Linked DNA regions of Homo sapiens: region 2 is linked to region 1. The links are chromatin loops, found by intact Hi-C in ENCODE. Cell type or tissue: heart left ventricle. All regions are shown on one strand.

The links. A loop is a pair of places that touch in the nucleus more often than their neighbours do. Peaks named below come from ENCODE experiments on the same cell type or tissue, not always from the same donor. Only the 100,000 strongest peaks of a DNase experiment are listed, where the experiment ranks them.
Region 2: a loop joins it to region 1, with 4 times the contacts of the local background. A loop is called at or near these places in 1 of 110 quality-filtered maps.

What each region holds. Positions count from the first base shown.
Region 1 is chr18:12,677,311-12,681,310 of GRCh38, reverse strand. CEP76 (centrosomal protein 76) reads left to right here. Exons shown (of 12, transcript NM_024899.4): 9 at 483-649; 10 at 2,869-3,202. It also overlaps a transcript of PSMG2 not described here. Among named protein-coding and RNA genes, the nearest start is that of SPIRE1, 21 kb to the right of the region's middle. In heart left ventricle, no CTCF peak of the experiment used is centred here; a DNase peak (open chromatin) is centred at 1,930; H3K4me3 peaks cover 401 bases; H3K27ac peaks cover 1,301 bases.
Region 2 is chr18:12,622,548-12,626,547 of GRCh38, reverse strand. The region is part of intron 2 of SPIRE1 (spire type actin nucleation factor 1); the gene reads left to right. Among named protein-coding and RNA genes, the nearest start is that of SPIRE1, 34 kb to the left of the region's middle. In heart left ventricle, no CTCF peak of the experiment used is centred here; no DNase peak of the experiment used is centred here.

The DNA of each region.
Region 1 (4,000 bases):
ACCAGCCTGGGTGACAGAGGAAGACCCTGTCTCAAAAAAAAAAAAAAAAAAAAATGTTCTACTTTTCTTTCTGTGTTGTGTGAGTTCTTTATAAACATTTTTTTTTTTTTTTGGAAACAGAGTCTTACTCTGTTGCTGAGGCTGGAATGCAGTGGCGCGATTGTAGCTCACTGCAACCTCCGCCTCCCAAGTTCACGTGATTCTCTTGCCTCGCCTCCTGAGTAGCTGGGACTAATGGTGTGTGCTACCACACCCGGCTAATTTTTGTATTTTTAGTAGAGACAGAGTTTCCTTATGTTGGCCAGGCTGGTCTTGAACTCCTGACGTCATGTGATCCACCCGCCTTGGCCTCCCAAAGTGTTGGGATTACAGGCGTGAGCCACTGTGCCCAGCCAATAAATTTTTATTATAATTTAGTATTTAAGTATGTAATGAGGAAATAATATGGAAGAATGAATACTTCATTTTAATTTATCTTCCAGGGTGACTGTGAAGATCACGCTAACCTTCTGTGCAGCCTTCTTCTTGGATATGGATTAGAAGCCTTTGTTTGTGTTGGGACCAAGGCAAAAGGAGTACCTCATGCATGGGTTATGACTTGTGGAACTGATGGGGCCATCACTTTTTGGGAGAGTTTAACAGGACACAGGTTAGTTTACTAAGTTTATAAGGATATTAAAATGAAGTTATAAGTTTTTTTTTTTTTTTTTTTTTGAGATGGAGTCTCGCTCTGTCGCCCAGGCTGGAGTGCACTGGCACAATCTCAGCTCACTGCAACCTCCACCTCCCAGGTTCAAGCCGATTCTCCTGTCTCAGCCTCCCAAGTAGCTGGGATTACAGGCATGTGCCACCGCACCTGGCTGATTTTTGTATTTTTAGTAGAGACAAGTTTTCACCATGTTAGCCAGGCTGGTCTCGAACTCCTGACCTTAGGTGATCCACCTACCTCAGCCTCCCAAAGTGCTGGGATTACAGGCGTGAGCCACTGTGTCCGGCTTAAGTTATAAGTATTTTAAATTATAAGGGTTTTTTGTCCATATTGATGGTACTTGAAGGTACGTGTTGATGATTTTAGTTAGAGCCTTTTCAGTGATTATGTAAAAAAGTACTTCAATTATGGCAGCCAAGTAAATGAACTCTAAGAAAACTTTTACCTCAAATATTCTTTACCAACATGATGTTGGTAAACAGTAAATTATGTTTACTAGTTTTGTATGATTAGCATATTTTTTTTTCAGTTTTCTCTTTTTTTTTTTTTGCAGTGTCTCATTCTGTTGCTCAGGCTGGAGTGCAGTGGCACAGTCACAGCCCACTGCAGCCTCCCCCTCCTGGGTTCTGGTGGTCCTCCTACCTCAGCCTCTTGCGTAGCTGGGACTGCAGGTGTGCACAGCCATGCCTAGCTAATTTTTTTGTAGGGATGAGCTTTTGCTGTGTTGTCTAGGCTGGTCTTGAACTCCTGGGCTCAAGCAGTCTACCTGCCACGGCCTTCCAAAGTGCTGAGATTATAGGCATGAGCCACCACACCTGGCTGGCATATGTTTTTTTCTGATGATCATACCTAAGTCTGAAAATAAGTTCAAGTTGTAAATGATGATTTCTTTTTAAAATTTGATGTGGTTACCATCTCCACGTTGGCAAATCCACTGGACACATTTTTTAAAGTACTTTAGCCTGTCATTAGATTTTGAAACAGCTGAGTACTTCTGTTGTAGGACTTCTTCCTTAGTTCAGCTAAGAGCTGAGTCCTTGTCACATGGCCACGAAAAATTAGGCTCGCAGGCAATTTGAAGGGGGAGAAAAATGGAATTTATTGAACAAAAAGGAAAAACACTGGGAAACGGACGCTCCACAAAGCCAGAGTGCCTGCTAGTGTGCTTCGTGCCTGCTAGTGTGCTTCCTGCCTGCTAGTGTGCTTCCTGCCTCGCAGATTGAATTCCAGCTTCCACTCAGGAAGAGGAGGGGCCAAGCTCCTCCCCACTGCAAATTGCTCGAACTTCTGTGGCTTCTCCCCAGTGTGCACTCCTCCCAGTGCACAGGCTGGTTGGAGTTTCTCTGGGGACCCCTTTCCACCTGGCTGTCTCACTTCTTTCTTCATGGAACATTCTCTTTCCTTAGCTTCTTTTTTATCATTGTCTTTCAATATTTATTATTCCTCTCTGGCTGTTCTTAGTTTTTCCTTCATCTTGTCTTTAAATGTGTGTGTTCTAGAGGCCCAGCCCTGGGCCCTCTTTTCATTCCCGAGTCCTCTTTCTCCCTGGTTGATAATCATGCCTAATAATGTTTTGGTTAGTTGTGCCTAAAAATGCATAACCAAATTATTTTAATTATGTTATCTGAGGCAAACTTTTTTTATTTTTATTTTTTTTTCTTGGAGATGGAGTTTCGCCCTTGTTGCTCAGGCTGGACGGCTCACTGCAGCCTCCGCCTCCCGGGTTCAAGCAATTCTCCTGGCTTAGCCTCCCGAGTAGCTGGGACTACAGGCACGTGCTCCCATGCCCAGCTAATTTTTGTATTTTTAGCAGAGACGGGGTTTCACCATGTTGGTCAGGTTAGTCTCGAACTCTTGACCTCAGGTGATCCCCCTGCCTCGGCCTCCCAAAGTGCTGGGACTACCGCATCCGGCCTTTGATCTTAACAGTATACATAGAATGTATTCTGTTGTTAACAGAGTTGGTTTCAATATTGTAAAGACGTACCATACAATTAATACAGAGTAATCAAATTGTGGAAATATAAAAAAGAAAAACAAGTATTAAACTGTAGTTCTGAGAAGTAGTTATGGCCTTAAGTGTTAGAATAATTTTCTCAGTAAGATGCTGCCTTTTTAATTTTTAAGTTCTCATATATAAAATTATTTAATTTTTTTAGGTACATCCATAAACCTACCAATCCTGATGAACCTCCAGTTGCTGAACAGCCCAAACCACTGTACCCATATCGAACAATTGGTTGTGTTTTCAACCATCAGATGTTCCTGGGAAATTGTCAACCCTCTGATGCAGTAGAAACCTGTGTATTTGATTTGAACGATGAATCCAAATGGAAACCCATGAGTGAGGAAGCAATTAAATCTGTGTGTGCTCCTGGAGCTACAACATCCCTTCCTCCCTTTCCACCTCTGTGTGCATCCACAATTGACGCGTCAGTAACAAGTAATGAAATTGAAATGCAGCTGAGGCTCCTGGTGTCAGAACACAGGAAGGTAATTCACACTGAAATAGTTGTAGTTTCATACTTCTTTTCATTTATGTATTTAACTGTTTTTTGGTGTGTGTGATAGTGCCAGTCACTATTCTAGCCCTGAACAAAACAACTACAGTCCCTACTATTATGAAGCTTATAATTTTGAAAGTCATGAGAGTTCAAGTTCTGAGACTCAAAAATCTTCAAATTAATTAATACTTATAGAATGAATTACTTCCTCCTAGAAATGAAGAATGGTGAACTTGTTCACATCCCTTAGAGTCAAGATTTTTGCTGAATACCACTATTTGGATTTTGTCTTTGTGAAATGCTTATTCACATATTTGCCCCTTAAAAAATCCTGGGTTAGGCTGGGCTTGATGGCTCATGCCTATAACCCCAGCACTTTGGGAGGCTGAGGTGGGTGGATCGCTTGAGCCCAGGAGTTCAAGACCAGCCTGGGGAATATGGTGAAACATCATCTCTATTATTTTTTAAAGAAAAAATATGTATACTGGGTTATACTTTTTTCATATTCATTTTTCTCCCCAGGTTGGTTTCTGTTTGTTTTCATGTTGTACTCAACTGGGTAGACGTCTGGCTTTAATTTGCATTTCCCTGATTACTTTTGAGATCAAACCTCTTTTTTTTTTTTTTTTTTTTTTTTTTGAGATGGAATCTCTCGCTCTGTCACCCAGGCTGGAGCGCAGTGGCGTGATCTTGGCACAGTGGCGTGATCTTGGTTCACTGCAACCTCTACCTCCCAGGTTTAAGCAATTCTCCTGCCTCAGCCTCCTGAATAACTGGGATTATAGAC
Region 2 (4,000 bases), 55 kb after region 1:
CAGTTCTTGGCATTTTATAGCCAACGGATATAGTCCTGTTAGATGTAACCTTGACAAAAGTGTTAACGCAGTCCATGAACCTTCAACCTCTTAGATGAGGACAGGGTCTGTACTGTAGGAACTTGTAAAGTAGTCTGATTCCAAATTACTCAAAATGATTCAAGAATTGTTCTATATAGTTGAACCTCCTGGAAAGTCAAATCTGCTTTAGGGGACCCAGAGATCTTGAGAGAAGCCAAGAAATACATCATAGTCTCTTGGACCTCGATCTGGTTATGTACAGTTTTTGACCCAAACAGGGCTATATCAATTTTTAATGTTTTCTGAGCATCCTAAAATAAACTACTAAAGGCTGTAAATGGGGTTTGCTGCTTTATACGGAGTATAACATTTTAAAATGTCTTTTTTTGTCTTTAGCTAAATCAGCTCACTACCCATAATTGATTCTACCTTCTGGCTCGTTTAGGTGACAATTAGATTTGTATTTCCTTTTTTTGGGGGGGGGCGGGGCGGTGTGGGGAATGGAGTCTCTCTCTGTTGTCCAGGCTGGAGTGCAGTGGTGTGATCTCAGCTCACTGTAACATCTGCCTCCTGGGTTCAAGTGATTCTCCTGAGTAGCTGGGATTACAGGCAGCCGCCACCACGCCCAGCTAATTTTTGTATTTTTAGTAGAGACGGGGTTTCACCATGTTGGCCAGGCTGATCTCGAACTCCTGACCTCAGGTGATCCACCCGCCTTGGCCTCCCAAAGTGCTGGGATTACAGGCATGAGCTACCATGCCCCGCCCTGTATTGCCTCTTTTAATTGACAATGGGTAGCCCTTAATTTCAAAAGTAACTAAAAAATCCAACCTGAAAGAAGAAAGTAGTAGTTATGCACACATGAAAATATTTGCATGCATGCACAACTTTAGCTGCATAAATGAGGCTGTTTTATGTGACTGAGAAATAGTATTTGATACCAAACTAATTAAATCTTAAAATATCTTGTAGAAACAACAAGGCAATTATTATTGAATCTACTCTTTTAGCAGATGGCTTTGCCTGATCTTACGCTTTATGGGTTTGTAAATGGAATTGCATCACAAGAAGTTAAAATGATGAAATGTATTGTCAAAGAGGACTGGAAGAATAAACTCCAGTAACTGCTGGTAACAACAGCATTTTCTCCTTGGTCAGCAGGCTAAGAGGAATGTTTAGGAATGCTTGCATTCTACTTTCTGTCTTTTTGGATTAAAGACCCCAAACACACCTGAATTCCCATGGCCGCAACACGGTGTGGAAATCAGTTTGTACGTCCTCAGAGGAAATTGTGTCTGTACATGAGTTGCCGCTTCCGAGTGTCAATTTTAATAGAGGTCTTGGCAGAGGGATCATTGTAGTGTGATGAATAGATAATCTCCACTTAGATTTCATGTATCAGACATAGACTAGGACATTATGACAGTCACTTGGCATATTTGAAATTCAGTCATGCTTCCCCCACCCCCGCCCAGTTGGCATTTATTACTAAAATGACCTTTCTGGGTTACAGTCATAGATGTCTATCAGGGGACATGATTTGACCATAGGATACATAATTTATACAAGTAGTGTTCCTTTGAATAGTTTTTACTATATCTGAAGACAAATAATAGTTATATGTCTGGCAAAGGATTTCAGAATAACTCAAATTATCTGGGAGTAAATATTTTATAATTACTTTTTTTTTTTTTTGAGATGGAGTCTCACTCTGTCGCCCAGGCTGGAGTGCAGTGGCGTGATCTCGGCTCACTGCAACCTCTGCCTCCCAGGTTCAAGCAATTCTGTCTCAGCCTCCCAAATAGCTGGGATTACAGGTGTCCACCACCATGCCTGGCTAATTTTTGTATTTTTAGTAGAGATGGGGTTTCATCATGTTGGCCAGGCTGGTCTCAAAAGAGTTTACCATATTTACTATATGGGTAGCTTAAACACCTCCCAGTACTTTACAATAGAGTATGTAGATTTTTTTTTTTTTTTTTTTGAGTCAGTGTCTTGCTCTGTCACCCAGGCTGGAGTGTAGTGGTACGATCTCGGCTCACTGCAACCCCCGCCTCCTGGGTTCAAGTAATTCTGCTGCCTCAGCCTCCCGAGTAGCTGGGACTACAGGCACACGCCACCACGCCTGGCTAATTTTTGTAATTTCAGTAGAGACGGGGTTTCACCATATTGGTCAGGTTGGTCTCAAACTTCTGACCACAAGTGATCCACCCGCCTCAGCCTCCCAAAGTGCTGGGATTACAGGTGTGAGCCACCACTCCCAGCCATGTAGAATGTTTTTTTTTTTTTAATAATTTGCCTTATTAGGCAGGCATGGTGGTTTACGCTTGTAATCCCAACACTTTGGGAGGCCGAGGCGGGCGGATCACCTGAGGTCAGGAGTTCGAGACCAGCTGATCAACATGGCGAAACTCCGTCTCTACTAAAAATACAAAATTAGTTGGGTGTGGTGACACGTGCCTGTAATCCCAGCTACTCGGGAGGCTGAGGCAGGAGAATGGCTTGAACCCTTGAGGCAGAGGTTGCAGTGAGCCGAGACCACTCCAGGGCGCACCAACCTGGGCGACAGAGTGAGACTCCATCTCAAGAAAAAAAAAAAGGCCGAGTGCAGTGGCTTACGCCTGTAATCCCAGCACTTTGGAAGGCCGAGGCAGGCGGATCACCTGAGGTCAGGAGTTCGAGACCAGCCTGGCCAATATGGTGAAACCCTGGCTCTACTAAATACAAAAAATTAGTTGAGCATGGTGGTGGTTGCCTGTAATCCCAGCTACTTGGGAGGCTGAGACAAGAGAATTGATTCAACCTGGGAGGTGGAGGTTGCAGTGAGCCAAGATCATGCCATTGCACTCCAGCCTGGGTGACAAGAGTGAAACTCTCTCAAAAAACAAAACAAAAAAGAATTTGCCTTATCAGTCTGTCTTAGTGAAAAATTAAAATGATTTAAATAAAATAAAACCAGTATTTTTCAGCACACATAATGCAATGCGGATGGGATCTGTGTGGGAAGGGACTAGATTTTTATTTAGTTTTTCAAAGTACATTTATTCATTTGTAGCATTTGTAGAAATGATGTTGGCCAGGCGCAGTGGCTTACACCTGTAATCCCAGCACTTTGGGAGGCCAAGGCGGGCAGATCACGAGGTCAGGAGATTGAGACCATCCTGGCTAACACAGTGAAACCCTGTCTCTACTAAAAATACAAAAAATCAGCCAGGCGTGGTGGCGGGCGCCTGTAGTCCCAGCTACTCAGGAGGCTGAGGCAGGAGAATGGCATGAACCTAGGAGGTGGAGCTTGCAGTGAGCCAAGATCACGCCACTGCACTCCAGCCTGGGCAACAGAGCGAGACTCTGTCTCAAAAAAAAAAAATGTATATTTGTTGTAAAAATTAAAACATCTTGAAGGGTAAAAGAATGTAAAAATCACTTCATACCCTACTGCTTAGTGATAGTGGCTGTTTAGAGTATTTTTCTCGGCATCTCTTCCCTTAGGTACATAACAATATTGACACATTAATTGAGCATCTGTTGTGTGCCATTCTTAGAGTCACATGCATCTTTGCATTAAAAGACAGACTTGGCTTGAAGGAGTTAGCCAGGCTGAGGGAAAGGATTTAGGTAAATCCAGTGGAACTTTCCAGGAAGAAGGACACCATAGTGAAGATTCTGAAAGAGCTAGCTGTTTTTGAAACTGACAGAACACAAGGATGTCTGAAGCATAGAGAAGGAGGGAGAGTTAAAGAAAATGTAGGAAAGACAAGGTGGTGCCAAGTATTACAGGTCATGTTAAAGATTGGACACAGCTGAGGCCTGGGCACAGTGGCTCACGCCTGTAATCCCAGCACTTTGGGAGGCTGAGGCGGGCGGATCACGAGGTCAGGAGATCGAGACCATCCTGGCTAACACAGTGAAACCCTGTCTCTACTAAAAATACAAAAAATTAGCCGGGCATGGTGGTGGGTGCCTGTAGTCCCAGCTACTC